2 separate regions of the Homo sapiens genome follow, and region 2 is linked to region 1. A link is a contact called in ENCODE Hi-C data. All regions are on one chromosome and are shown on one strand. Each heading gives the region's core, a stretch centred on a gene start or an enhancer-like site at or near the end of the contact. The rest is flanking DNA. Distances are from core to core; before and after follow the strand shown.

The links. A loop is a pair of places that touch in the nucleus more often than their neighbours do. Pooled maps may share reads with other maps.
Region 2: a loop to region 1 is called in a pooled map, with 7 times the contacts of the local background. The contact joins the promoter of PLEKHG1 here to the promoter of ULBP3 in region 1. A Hi-C loop is called at or near these places in 9 of 50 pooled maps.

The regions. Positions count from the first base shown.
Region 1 is chr6:150,067,687-150,070,492 of GRCh38, forward strand. ULBP3 (UL16 binding protein 3) reads right to left here and starts at 1,435. Exons shown (of 5, transcript NM_024518.3): 1 at 1,293-1,435. The coding sequence starts at 1,380. LOC124901428 (a long non-coding RNA gene) reads right to left here and starts at 2,587. Exons shown (of 2, transcript XR_007059809.1): 1 at 2,072-2,587; 2 at 1,742-1,964. RefSeq lists enhancers at 1,110-1,159, 1,180-1,259, 2,457-2,806.
Region 2 is chr6:150,598,426-150,601,231 of GRCh38, forward strand. It overlaps PLEKHG1 (pleckstrin homology and RhoGEF domain containing G1), which reads left to right and starts at 1,460. Exons shown (of 17, transcript NM_001029884.3): 1 at 1,460-1,592. RefSeq lists silencers at 948-1,007, 1,188-1,482, 1,278-1,757, 1,968-2,137.

The DNA of each region.
Region 1 (2,806 bases), core at 185-2,684:
CAGCCATACACACTCTGTGATGAGGGGTGTGGCTGGACCTGCCACTACAGCTATTTGACCCTGGACTCCCTAAGATCCCAGAAGCATGTGTGGTTGGAAAAGGTGCTATGTGGATTTCATGGCTATTCCCAACCACAGAATCCAACAGGGTCCCCTAGTGCTCAGAAGCAAAGCTGTGCCACTCACAGCAGTGAAATCCCCTCATTTAAAAGTGGCTCCTGCTGTGGTCCTGGGCCCCTGTGGAGATGGGCCTCCAGCTATGGGAGGGCAGTGACCACACAGCCTCAGAGCTGCCCATCACAGGGTGTGCTCCTCACCCTTTAGGTCATTAGGAAGATAGGCCCCACAGTGAGAAGACACAGGTGGGTCTCCTGGGATGGGCAGGAGCAGGGCCACAGGGAACCAAGAAGCTGCACAAGCAGTTGGCTCTGATCCCCAGGACACCACATGGCTACACCCCCCCACCCTCAGGTCACACCTGAGGCTTCAGGGAGGGTCCCTGAATGGCCCCTGGGGACCGTTAATGCTACTCAGCAACAAAGGAGGGGAGCAGTAGGCCCCGAACCATGGGACTCCCCCTCACATTCATCACATCCACACCTCCCAGAAGCCACAGGCAGGGTAGGACACACTTGTGACTCTTCAACTTACACAACTTAGAGATGACACCCTAGGGGATGGGGCAGCAATTGCCAGGACACAGCATGTGCCCTCATCTGGAGTCTGCAACCTAGGACAGGGTCCATTTCAGGTTTCTCTTTTACTTGCAGGTTGCCATTGCCTGCTGTTGCTCTACAAAGGGACGGGACTTGACACAGAGACAGAGAACTCACGGCCAGCAAGGACCAAAGTGCCTTCAGCCTTTCCTTTCTAGAAAGGGTTTGCTGACTCCTGTCTGCTTAGTGACTATTCTATATGACGCTGGCGTCACCCATGTCTTGACCCCAGCTCGGGTTCCGGGGGCTCTGGTTTCTCCTTCCCGAGGACGAGTGGGGCTGCGGGGTTGCACCAGGGATCCCCTCCCCACCTCGCCCTCTGCAGCTTTTTGGCCCCTCCACCCTCCTGCGGTTCTTTTTTCGCCTTCTTTGACCCCCCTCCTGCTCTGCAGGGCAAGCAGCAGCCGCAGGAAGCGGACCTGGCGAAAAAGAGCAGCGAATCGGAACTGAGCGTGGGGGCAGTCCGGGGAGATCGCGCCGGTCCTTCTAGAAGGCTTCCCTCCTCTGAAACCCGCTGCAGTCCACAGCCCCCCAGGTTTGGCCCCCGCCCCGCTTAGGCTCCATCCCCGAACTCACCGGCCCGCCCCGTCCCGGACCAGTCGAATAGCAGGTACGGAAGAATCGCGAGGCGCGGAAGGATCGCGGGGCTGGCGGCCGCTGCCATTGTAGACCAGGAGCGCCCGGGACACAAGGCGCAGTCGATGTGGAGACCAGCGTATGAATCACTTCGGCCCTCGCATGCCAGCTAGTGATTGAGTGTGCTCGGCCCCGTCCGGTCCCGTCCCGCCCCGGGATCCAGGGGAGCCTACGCCTGCCCACGTTTGGAGGGATGCTCCGCCCTATCCCGCCCCGTCCCGCCCTTCCCCGCCCCACCCCAGGCTGGGACCCGGGGAGCCTATGCCTGCTGTGGCTCCGCTTCGTCCCGCCCCGGGCTCGTGGCCTGACAGCGGCCCCCTCTGGCCAACCCTTACCCTCCACCCCAGGCTCCGCGCGGGCCAGGACACGATTCCTTCTTGACCGCCTCATTTAATTTTTTAACACACCATTTATTATTACCCCAATGTAAGCACTGATGCACAGGAAAGCGAAGAAACTTGCACAGGGATATCCAGTGGCGGCTGTGTCCCCCCGTCACTGCCTCCGCCAGCGACACCTGCCCTCCTTCAGCCTGCGCCAAGGAGTCCCCGCCCCTCTCCGTCCAGGGCGCAGCTGCTTCCCAGTCCGGAGCAGACCTTCTTTGCCTCTCCACTAAAAGCATGAGGAATATATAGAATATATATAGAATAAAGTATATTCTATATCCCTTTATGACTTCTGGGAAAAAAAAGAAAGAAAAGAAAGCCCTAGTGGCCTACCGTGATCAGTGATCAAATGATCAATTGTGTTTCCATGGAGAGCAGAAGCCGAGGGAGGGTCTACGCATGCGTGGGGCTCACTTTGCTGTACACCCATCTGTGGCCAGCTACACGCAAATCCATGGCTGCACGCGCATCTCTGCCCTGTCCCTGGATGGTGACTGCAGCCATCCTCAAAGCGGCAACCCGAGTGTATCCTCGTCTCAGTCACCATGGAAACATCTAGATCTGTGGGCAGAAGCCAGAGGGAGGTGATGGGCCCAGTGGCCCTTGGCCGCAAGGGAGGGCTTTAGCCTGGGATGAGGAGTGGACAGAGATCTTGAGTGCCACTCAGGCCCCAGCCACTCAGCCCATTCCCTATTGAATGAGAAAAATCGGCACAGACCTCCCACTCCGTACAGTCTTCATGTTGGGATCACCTGCACCTGGTGATCATCAATCCCGAGGGTCCTGAGGCTGTGGGAAAGAGGAGGAGGCCTGGACAAAGCCCAGGGCCTGTTTCTGCTTCAGGACAGAGTCATGGGAGGGCAGCCACCTCTGTGACTGAGCAGGGACACAGGAGCCTAGAAGATTCTGGCCTGATGCACTAGAGCCCCTGTGCAGGAGGGGCCATGTGGAGGGTAGTTTGGAGGACAACAGACACACAAGGGTGGGCAGTTCTCAGATTTGGGAGGGGCAGAGCTTGGCGGGTCCCAGGATCTGTGTGTGAGAAGAGCCTCCCATGTACAGGGCTGG
Region 2 (2,806 bases), core at 210-2,709, 530 kb after region 1:
TTGATGGAAACCATTAATGTGGTACTATTTCACAAACATACTGCACACTTCTAACACAAATCACAACATAGAGAGATGGGGTAACAGGCATGATTTTGTGTGAGCTCCAGAAGCTGGGCAGGGTCTTAATTAAGCTCAGTTTCCTGTCTGTGAAAGGCGACTAGCACCTGTCCTGTCAACCTCACAAGGTTATCGCAAGGCCAACTGAAACAATGCTTTGAAGATGGCAAATGTCTGTTTTAGTCCCATTGCAAATCTACCGTGGTAAATGTATTCCAAGCATAACCCAGTCCCATAGTTTTAGGTAATACAAGTCAGTTGTGGAGACTCAAATTATAAAACAGAACATAAACTCCACGTGGTAGAGAACTGTGATGCTGTGTAGCCTTACTGCACAAACCTTGTTTTGTTCCCAGTCTTTATGATAATTTCCATAATCATGTATATGCATAAAAGCAGATAAAAGGCAAAAATCAACAAGAATAGCTAACATTTATTCAGGCTGTAGAGCATGTGCCAGACAGTCTCCTAAGCCCTTCACGCACATTCTCTTATTTAAATCACATACAGCAACTCTATGAGGTAGGCACTATCATCATCATCATCATCATCATCTCCATTTTACAGATGAGGAAACAGACAGAACACAGAGAGGTTAAAGCGTTCTCTCAAGGCCACACAGCTAGCAAGTGGTAAGGCTGAAGGTCTGTTAACAACTAAGAGTGCAATCAAATCCACCACCAAACCTAAGGGGGTCCACAGGCGACCCTGATACGTCCGACTTTGGCGGGAGATTAGTGTTAAGAAATGACTTCACATGCCTTTAACTGTCGCTGCAGGCACCTTTGATTGGAGTCATAACTTTACTGCAGAGCCGGTGCCTTTAAACATCTCTCTGGCTGTCACCGGTTATTCTTTACCTCCGTTTCCACTTTTACTTTCTCTAGGCAAAGGTCGTTTGGTGCTTTAACCGAGGTGATTAGGGTAATGACGCCTGAAGAACACCGGGCTTCCCCCTCTTTTCACTTGATTACCGGCAAAGCTTCTATGTAAAACTAGAATGTTCACTAAAACCATGATTTTGGGTATTATTTTAAAGGACTCACATAGGAAATTATTACGTCCAAAGGAAAGCTAAACCTGAAGAGCTAGGAAAATGAAAAAAAGTGATGTGTCTGCGAAAACAGTAGCAGAATTAAAAAAAAAAAAAACTTTATTCCCCCCGAAGCTGTAATTTGACTGTTCTCTTTGGCAAGGCTCCAGAGACAAGGCCAAGTGCCTAATTTCTCTTTCTCTTCGCCCCCCTCCTCTCCACCTTTTTCACCCTCAGGGCAGAGGGGAGGCGGGACGAGCGATCCACTGCTCCGGCCGCCGAAGCTGGCGTCTGGGCGCGGGGAGGGGCGGGCCGGGGCGCGGCCGAGCAGTGGGGCCGAGCCCGAGGAAGAGGAAGTCGGAGCCCGAGCCTGAGCCCGAGCCCGAGCCCGACGGCGGCTGCAGGGCGCTCCGGCAGCCCGAGCCGGCGCAGCGCAGCCCGCACCCTCCCCGCCCGACCTGCGAGCGCCGCCCGGGCATGCGAAGCCGTCCCTCCCCGGGTAAGCGCCGGTCGGGCCCGGACGCCCTGGGGACTTTTCCAGGGATGGGAGGGGGGACCCGGGGACCTCCGGCGGGAGCCCCACATCCGCAGGTGGGGCCGGGCGGAGCGTGGTACCCGGGCCCCGCCGGCCCCCTGCGCGCCCCTCCGCAGTGGGGACGGAGGGCCTTGGGGGGCGCCGAGCGGTGGGGACAGAGGGCGCCGGGGGCACCGCGCGGTGGGGACGGAGGGCGCTGGGGGGCGCCGCGTCTCGGGGGTCGGAGTCGGGTCGGGGATGCTGCCCGCCGCCGCCCCGCTTGGGGTTCCGCGCCCCCAAGTTCCCGGTGCTCCCGCCCCTCGCCCCAGCGGCTGCAACATCAGCGCGCAGAGGAGTTTCTGCGAGCACCCGGGAGTTGTAGCCACCGCTTCCCCACCCCCGACTCAGCAGGACAGCCCCAGAACGGGACCCCACAGCCAGTCAGCTGGGTCAGCTCCCCAGCAGCGAAGCCGGGAGCCCGAGGACCCGGGGACGCGCGGTGGGGGCGGCGGCCGAGCTGCTGCGGCGCTCAGGGCTTGGGGGCGCCCCCGTTCTGCAGATGCGCTTTTCAGGGGGTGGGGAGTCAAGAGCCTGTGGCTCTTCCGTCACGGGGTAAACGGTAACACCTGGGCGGCCGCGACTCTGCGAGCGTTCTGGCCTCGGCGGGCGGCGGGGAACCGCAGTGATGCCCGAGCTCGCCCCTTTTGTGTCCTCGCGGTGAGCCCCGTTCCGAAGCCGGAAGCTTGGGAACGCTCTAACTGGGAGAACGGCGCTCGGCTGGTCAATTCATTCCGCTCCTCGGAAACAATGAGCTGGATCCTTGACTTGAATGTGCTGGCGGAGCGGGGTTTGTAAGCCGGCGTTTCATCCAGCTCTGGTCCTCAAGGCGCCCTTTGTACCACCCGCAGGTGGCCGAGGCTACTGCACGTATTTTCGAAATCACCGAGTGTGGGTGTTTGGGGCAGGTATCACCCCGCGAGGACCATCTCAGACTGAGAGTTGGTTTAGGAGTTTTGAACAGATTGGATACAGAACTATATTGTGTTTTGTATTTAGACCGGGGGAAAGACTAGAATGTTAACTCTAGGGTCCAGTTTGTCATCTAACAGAATTCCGGGCTTGGGTAGGTCCTGTAATGCGGTACAATAACAACCAGGTGTTAAAACCGGCATCTTCTGGATTCTCAGATTCTGTAGACA